2 separate regions of the Homo sapiens genome follow, and region 2 is linked to region 1. Evidence: read pairs that join two places in POLR2A ChIA-PET (ENCODE). Cell type or tissue: HepG2. All regions are shown on one strand. Links, peaks and the distances in the headings refer to the core of each region. The heading gives the core; the rest is flanking DNA.

Region 1 (2,895 bases), core at 125-2,624:
GCGGGGGCCACCCCTCCGCTGCCATCTTCCCACTTTCCCTGGACCCCCAGAGGGAGTCATCTCTTCTCCCTCCCAGCCCTCCTGCCACACAGGCCTCCACTGTGGACTGATGGGGACAGAGCCACCCCTGTTGGAGGGGCTGGGTGGCCACTGGTGGTCTCCACTGTGGACTGACGGGGACAGAGCCACCCCTGTTGGAGGGGCTGGGTGGCCACTGAAGGCCTCCACTGTGGACTGATGGGGACAGAGCCACCCCTGTCGGAGGGGCTGGATGGCCACTGGTGGTCTCTAAGGCCTTTCACACAAGCTCCTCCCCTGACCCCAGAGCTTGGCTGGCTCTGCATAGTTCATTCAACAAGGGCTGATCAGGGACCTCCGTGTCCAGCCACTGGCCAGGCTCTGGGGACATAAACGTGAGAAGACGTGGCTCGGGGCAAAAGGAGCTCAGAGCCTAGATGTAGAAACAAGTATTCGCAACTGGTATGGAGTTGGCGCTTGTGGTAGCACCCCTCGGCCCCCAAAATGAGGAGCTCAGCTGGGTGGGGGCAGTCAGAGAGGGCTTCCAGGCAGAGGTGACACTCCAATGAGTCTTGGAGGATGAGGAGCCACCCAGAGAAGAGTGTGGGGAGTAGGGCTAGAGGTGGTAACAGCACTGTGTCTGGGGTATCCACAAACCACTCCCAGCTGAGGGCATGGGAGACGCGCCCTGTATGGGAGCGGCCCAGGGGACTCTGCTCAGGGACTCCACTCTGCCGTGGAAGTGGAGGGGCTGTGCGGTCCCCCCGACCTGGTCGTCCTCCCGCCCACCCCCCCCAGCCTGTCCATAGGCACGTGGTTTCTGACCGTGGCAACCTTGCCGCGGTTCTTCAACAGTGGGTTTCATGGTGGAAACTTGCCTCCTGGGCTCAGCCAGATCCTCCCCTGGTGCCAGCAAGCTGGAGCGCTCGCTGGAAGTCTGCCTGGGCCACAGGCCCATTCCCAGACACCTGCTGCTTCCAAGCTTGGGAAGCATTCCACGGCCTGCGCTCCCTGCTTCCCAGCCGCGGCCGCCCTCAGCCCCTCCTGACTTCGGAGCAGCTCAGATCACCCCGGCGCTTCTGCCTGTGCGGGCTGTGACCATCAGCCAGCCCCAGAGCCCCTCCCACCAACCGCACCCCTCCTCTCCTGCCGGGGCTGTTCTTTGCAAAAGCCAAGAATCCCATTTAGCAAATGTTTACTCATCACCCAGCTAATCACCAGCGCTCTGCCGCCACGGTGAATGGGCTCCAGGAAGGCCTGTGAGCAGGTTGGGGGGAGCGGGAGAGCCCGGGAGGCCTCGTGGAGGGCAAGCTGCAGGGACTGGGGTCAGAGGGAAGGAGTTTGCTGCGGAGGCTCCCTGGAGCCACCGAGCCCTCAGCAAATTCCCCTGGACATGCACGCCCGCTTCCCAGGCAGGCCCCACCAGCCCATGAGCCGACCCACCTCTCTGCCAGGGACCCAGCTCCTCCGGGCCCTACTCTATGCTGACCTAGGGAGGCAGTCTTTCTCTGCGTTTATTTGTCCTACTCTATGCTGACCTAGGGAGGCAGTCTTTCTCTGCGTTTATTTGTAGCCTCCTGAGGCTCAAACAATCCTCCTGCCTCAGCCTCCTGATTAGCTGGGACTACAGGGACACACCACCATACCAGGCTAATTGTTTTATTATTTATTTATTTATTTATTTTTTGAGACAGAGTCTTGCTCTGTCGCCCAGGATGGAGTGCAGTGGCGCGATCTTGGCTCACTGCAACCTCCACCTCCCGGGTTCAAGCGATTCTCCTGTCTCAGCCTCCCAAGAACCTGGGATTACAGGAGCAAGCCACCGTGCACGGCTAATTTTTGTATTTTTAATAGAGATGGGTTTTCTCTACATTGGCCAGGCTAGTCTCGAACTCCTGACCTCATGGGATCCACTTGCCTCAGCCTCCCAAAGTGCTGGGATTGTAGGTGCGAGCCACCACGCCCAGCTAATTTTTTAACTTTTTAGTAGAGATAGGGTTTCACCATGTTGGCCAGGCTGGTCTCGAACTCCTGACCTCAAGAGATCCGCCCACCTCGGCCTCCCAAAGTGCTGGGATTACAGGCTGGGCCAGCGCACCTGGCTGGTGTTCATTCTTTGAGGAGGGGTGGGTGCATGCTTTGATGGAGTCCCTTCCAGCCCCCGTTCTGAAGCCTCCTGACCCGGTTCAGCTCCCCGCCTTGCCCTCTAACTTCACTTTCCTCTAAGCAGGAGTTCAGCCATCAGCCGCGACTCCATCCCCATCACCAATCCCCCACTATCAGCTCGTAATGGGCCAATTTTCTTTTACCTTCTGTCTACTTGGAAAATATCTCAAGAACCTTTGATTGTGCGTTAAAATATCCTTTAGAATTCTATGCTCGGTATCTTTCTGCTCCTCTAATTGTCCCTTTTAACTCACCGTGCTTTCCGTATAAATCTCCCGGTCTCCTCCTTCCCAGGCTGTTAATAAATATGAGCTCTAAAAAAATACATAAACATCTATTGTTGGCTAAATAACTCACGGCACAATCAAAAAGCCGGGAAAAGAAGAGAGGCTCGGCGCGTCGCATGGCCACCTGAGCACCCTCCCTCGCGCGGTCCTGCCGGTCTCTCCAGAGAGGGCTGCTGAAGGCAGGGGAGTCTGGGCCCTGAAGAGCCCATGAGGTGAAGGGACCCTGGGGGAGAAAAGGAAGCGAGGCAGAGAGAGTAGCTGTACTACCAGGGGGACAGGGCTCTCTCCAAGAGCGCCGAGTGAGGGGTTTGGACAAAGGAGACCCTCGTGCAGGGAGCAGCGGCTGGTTTAAGTGGCATTTCAGTGGGCTGGCCGCCAAGGCCCCTCACCACCACAAGAAGTGGGTCAGCCTCCTCTGACACCA
Region 2 (2,869 bases), core at 370-2,869, 110 kb before region 1:
ACCAGGAAAAAGATGCTCAAAATCCAAATCACCACTTTATTATGTGGCAGTCACCATGGTGCCAGCCTCTGCCTTCCCCATGTCACCCTCCTAATCCAGGGCTCTCCAACCATATTCATGTTTGCGTTTTCACAAGTCAATGTCCATTAAGGCCTTGTGCTCCCCTTTTCTTCAGTACAGGGCAGGGCCCTTATAATTTGGGTCTCAAGAATTGATAGTTGTCTCTTAACTGGTTCTGGTGAGGCGCACTCACAGCAGTGAGTGGAGGGTCCTGGGAGGGCATGGATGACGGAGGCTGCCCCTAGAGGAGCTGGATGTAGGAGCAGAGACATTTCTTGATCTTTCACTCTGCAAACTGGTCCAAGAACTTGAGGTAGGCCTGACGCTGGGGTGCAGCTGCTGGAATGAAGTGGCCACCAGAGTGGGTGAGGGTGATGGCTCCGGGAAATTGGCTGGCCAGTTGCACACTCTCCTGAGAGGGGATGACTTTGTCAGTGTCCCCAAAAACATGGAGCGAAGGCAATGACAAGGGCCTTTGCAGGATGGATTCCTTGAACCCAATGCCCCGGGGACAGAAACCAGACACCAAGAGGATAAACCGTGGCAAGGGGAAGCGGGGATCGCCTGCCTGGCCCAGGGCACACACAAGGGCTGCTAGCGCAGCCCCTTGGCTGAAACCAAGAAGGCCGTCAAAAGGCCCCAGCCTGTTCAGTGCCTGTGCCACCATCCCCAGTGATTCCTCCAGGCCCCTGCAGACGGCGGGCTCTTCCAATGCGGAGAAAACGTCGGCCTCCTGCTCTGAAAACCACCAGCCTCGAGGCTGCTCCTCCGGAGGGCAGGACCCTACAGCGATATGAGGAAAAAGGATGGGATTAGGGCATGGGAGGCTCCAGGAAGGAAAGAAATGAGAAAGGGCAGGAGGGTTCGAGATGACAGAGAGAAAAAGGGAATCGAGGCAAAAGTCTGGGGGAAATGAGAGGGGGGAAATGAGTGGATTGGCCTGAACAGGAGACAGCGGAGGAAGACGGTGAAGGCGGAAGCCTGGGAGGACAGGCTGCAGTTTGAGCAAAGAGGGTATGGGTCGCGAGAAATGAAGGGTGTGGACTGGGTGGGAGGAATGCGGGTGGACGCAGGGTGGGGGATGCTGAAGGGTGTCGAGGGGGACGAAACAAGATGGAGGAAACTGAGTGCGTTTCCGGAGCGGGGCTTGTCTCACCGAAGTCTGATCTGGCGCCCTCGGGGCCCGGGGGGTCGGGGACCGGGTGCGGGCCGCTGAGGCACACGAGCTCGGCGCGACCCCGCAGCGCCTTCCTCAGCGCCCCGGTCTTCTCACGGAAGCCCCGCTCGCTCTGCCGGAAGCCCGCCAGGCACAGGACCCGCAGGGGTCGCTGCGCGGCCATTATGCCCGGCAAGGAGCGACGGAAGCACCGGAAGCGGTCTTTCCCCGAGCGGAAGCACAATGCACGGGGCGGAACCGAACGTCAGCACCGCCCCGAGGGCGGGCCTCGGAGCGCCAAGGCGTTCCCATGACAACGGCAAAAGGCGGGGCGCACCCAGAGCGGGGGCTGATACCTGAGGCCCGGGAGCGCGTCAAGGAGCCAGCGGCGCCACCTTCTCGTCCCTGCAGCTGCAGTCCTCGCAAGCCACGGCCGAAGGGGGACGCGCGGACCCCTCCTGCACCTGAGGTCGCAGACTTTGGTTAGGGTCTCGCTCCTGCGACCCTGCGTTTCCCTCCGCTCCGCTCCTGTGCGTTTCCCGTCGCGGTCGCAGGGCGGCGGCCAGTGCCCAGGCGCGGTCTCTCCTCCCTCCTGGAAGCCCCCGCCTACCTTCCCCCGCGCGGGCCGGCCCGGGGCGTGGGGACGGCGGTCCTGGCCGTGGTTCACCGTCCAGGGCCCCAAGGAGCTGCCAGCGTAGAAGTCCATCGGGTAGGGCTGCTGCCAGGAAATGTCCCTCAGAGCCACGGCCGCCTAGGGGAGGGGAGGGAGGGACAATAACATCTGCCAGTGTTTTTCTGCCCCTGGATTACTGAATTCAGTCCTCACGACGGCCTGTGAAGGGCACACTGTCCCCTGCCACAGAAGGGAACTGTGTGGTTCAGGGCCTTGCCTAAGGCTACACAGCTAGGAAGTGACTCCGCTGGAGAAATCGAGACAGACTCCGGAATCTACGAACATAACGAAGTGCTGCCCACCCACCCCACTCCACTCCAGACCTCACCTTTGAGAACCACGTCCAAAGCCCACTCTCTCCCAGAGCTTGGTGTTACCTCATAGGGTGTCAGCAGCGGCTTGGGGAAGGCTGTGCCCCAGTCAATGGAGAGACGTGGACATGCCACCTGCACCCACCTGGGAAGGGAAGCCAGGTCAGACCCTAGGAAGGGCCTCCTCGTCGCCCAGGCAGCATGCTGAAGAACATGACAGTGCCCCCAGCACACCCATTCATTAACAGGCTTTATGAATCCTAAAGTAAAGACAGTGACCCACTGCTGTTTGGAATACTGTATTGTTGCGTGTTTTCTCCTGTTTCCTCTGCCGACAATGAGCTTTCCAGGGCAGCTCACTGGTGATAGTATCCCCAGAACCACATTTAGTACCTGGTACAGGGCAGGTGTCAGCCACCGCTCAAACTCATCTCACAAGGACAAATGTGATGTTGCCATTGCCTCTGAGCCCCAAAGTCCCAAAGCAGGTATGACCCAGTTAGCCCTCCCAGGGAGGTCTCTGTAAACAGTAAAATTCCATGACCATGGAAGCAATTCCTGTTGGCTCCAGCCTTCAAGACGAGCTGGGCAAGACCCAGCTTCTAAGCTTCTTTAGCCAGTCATAGCCAGGCAGATACTCACACATCCACCTCAGGAAGTAGGCTAAGC

What was found. ChIA-PET counts read pairs that join two places held together with the same protein. Peaks named below come from ENCODE experiments on the same cell type or tissue, not always from the same donor. Only the 100,000 strongest peaks of a DNase experiment are listed, where the experiment ranks them.
Region 2: POLR2A ChIA-PET joins it to region 1 with 6 read pairs; 7 of 35 experiments call an interaction of 5 or more read pairs at or near these places.

The regions. Positions count from the first base shown.
Region 1 is chr17:1,930,591-1,933,485 of GRCh38, reverse strand. No RefSeq gene overlaps it. Among named protein-coding and RNA genes, the nearest start is that of RTN4RL1-AS1, 86 kb to the left of the region's middle. RefSeq lists enhancers at 704-1,268, 1,269-1,834. In HepG2, for the core only: a CTCF peak has its summit at 1,548; a DNase peak (open chromatin) is centred at 1,205; H3K27me3 peaks cover 1,136 bases.
Region 2 is chr17:2,040,579-2,043,447 of GRCh38, reverse strand. DPH1 (diphthamide biosynthesis 1) reads right to left here. Exons shown (of 13, transcript NM_001383.6): 9 at 2,843-2,869; 10 at 2,267-2,345; 11 at 1,827-1,967; 12 at 1,573-1,680; 13 at 1-843. The coding sequence ends at 1,591. OVCA2 (OVCA2 serine hydrolase domain containing) reads right to left here and starts at 1,426. Exons shown (of 2, transcript NM_080822.3): 1 at 1,217-1,426; 2 at 23-843. The coding sequence starts at 1,400. The coding sequence ends at 344. RefSeq lists silencers at 1,124-1,323, 1,834-1,923 and an enhancer at 1,514-1,573. In HepG2, for the core only: CTCF peaks have their summits at 763 and 1,388 (motif pointing right); a DNase peak (open chromatin) is centred at 1,467; H3K4me3 peaks cover 867 bases.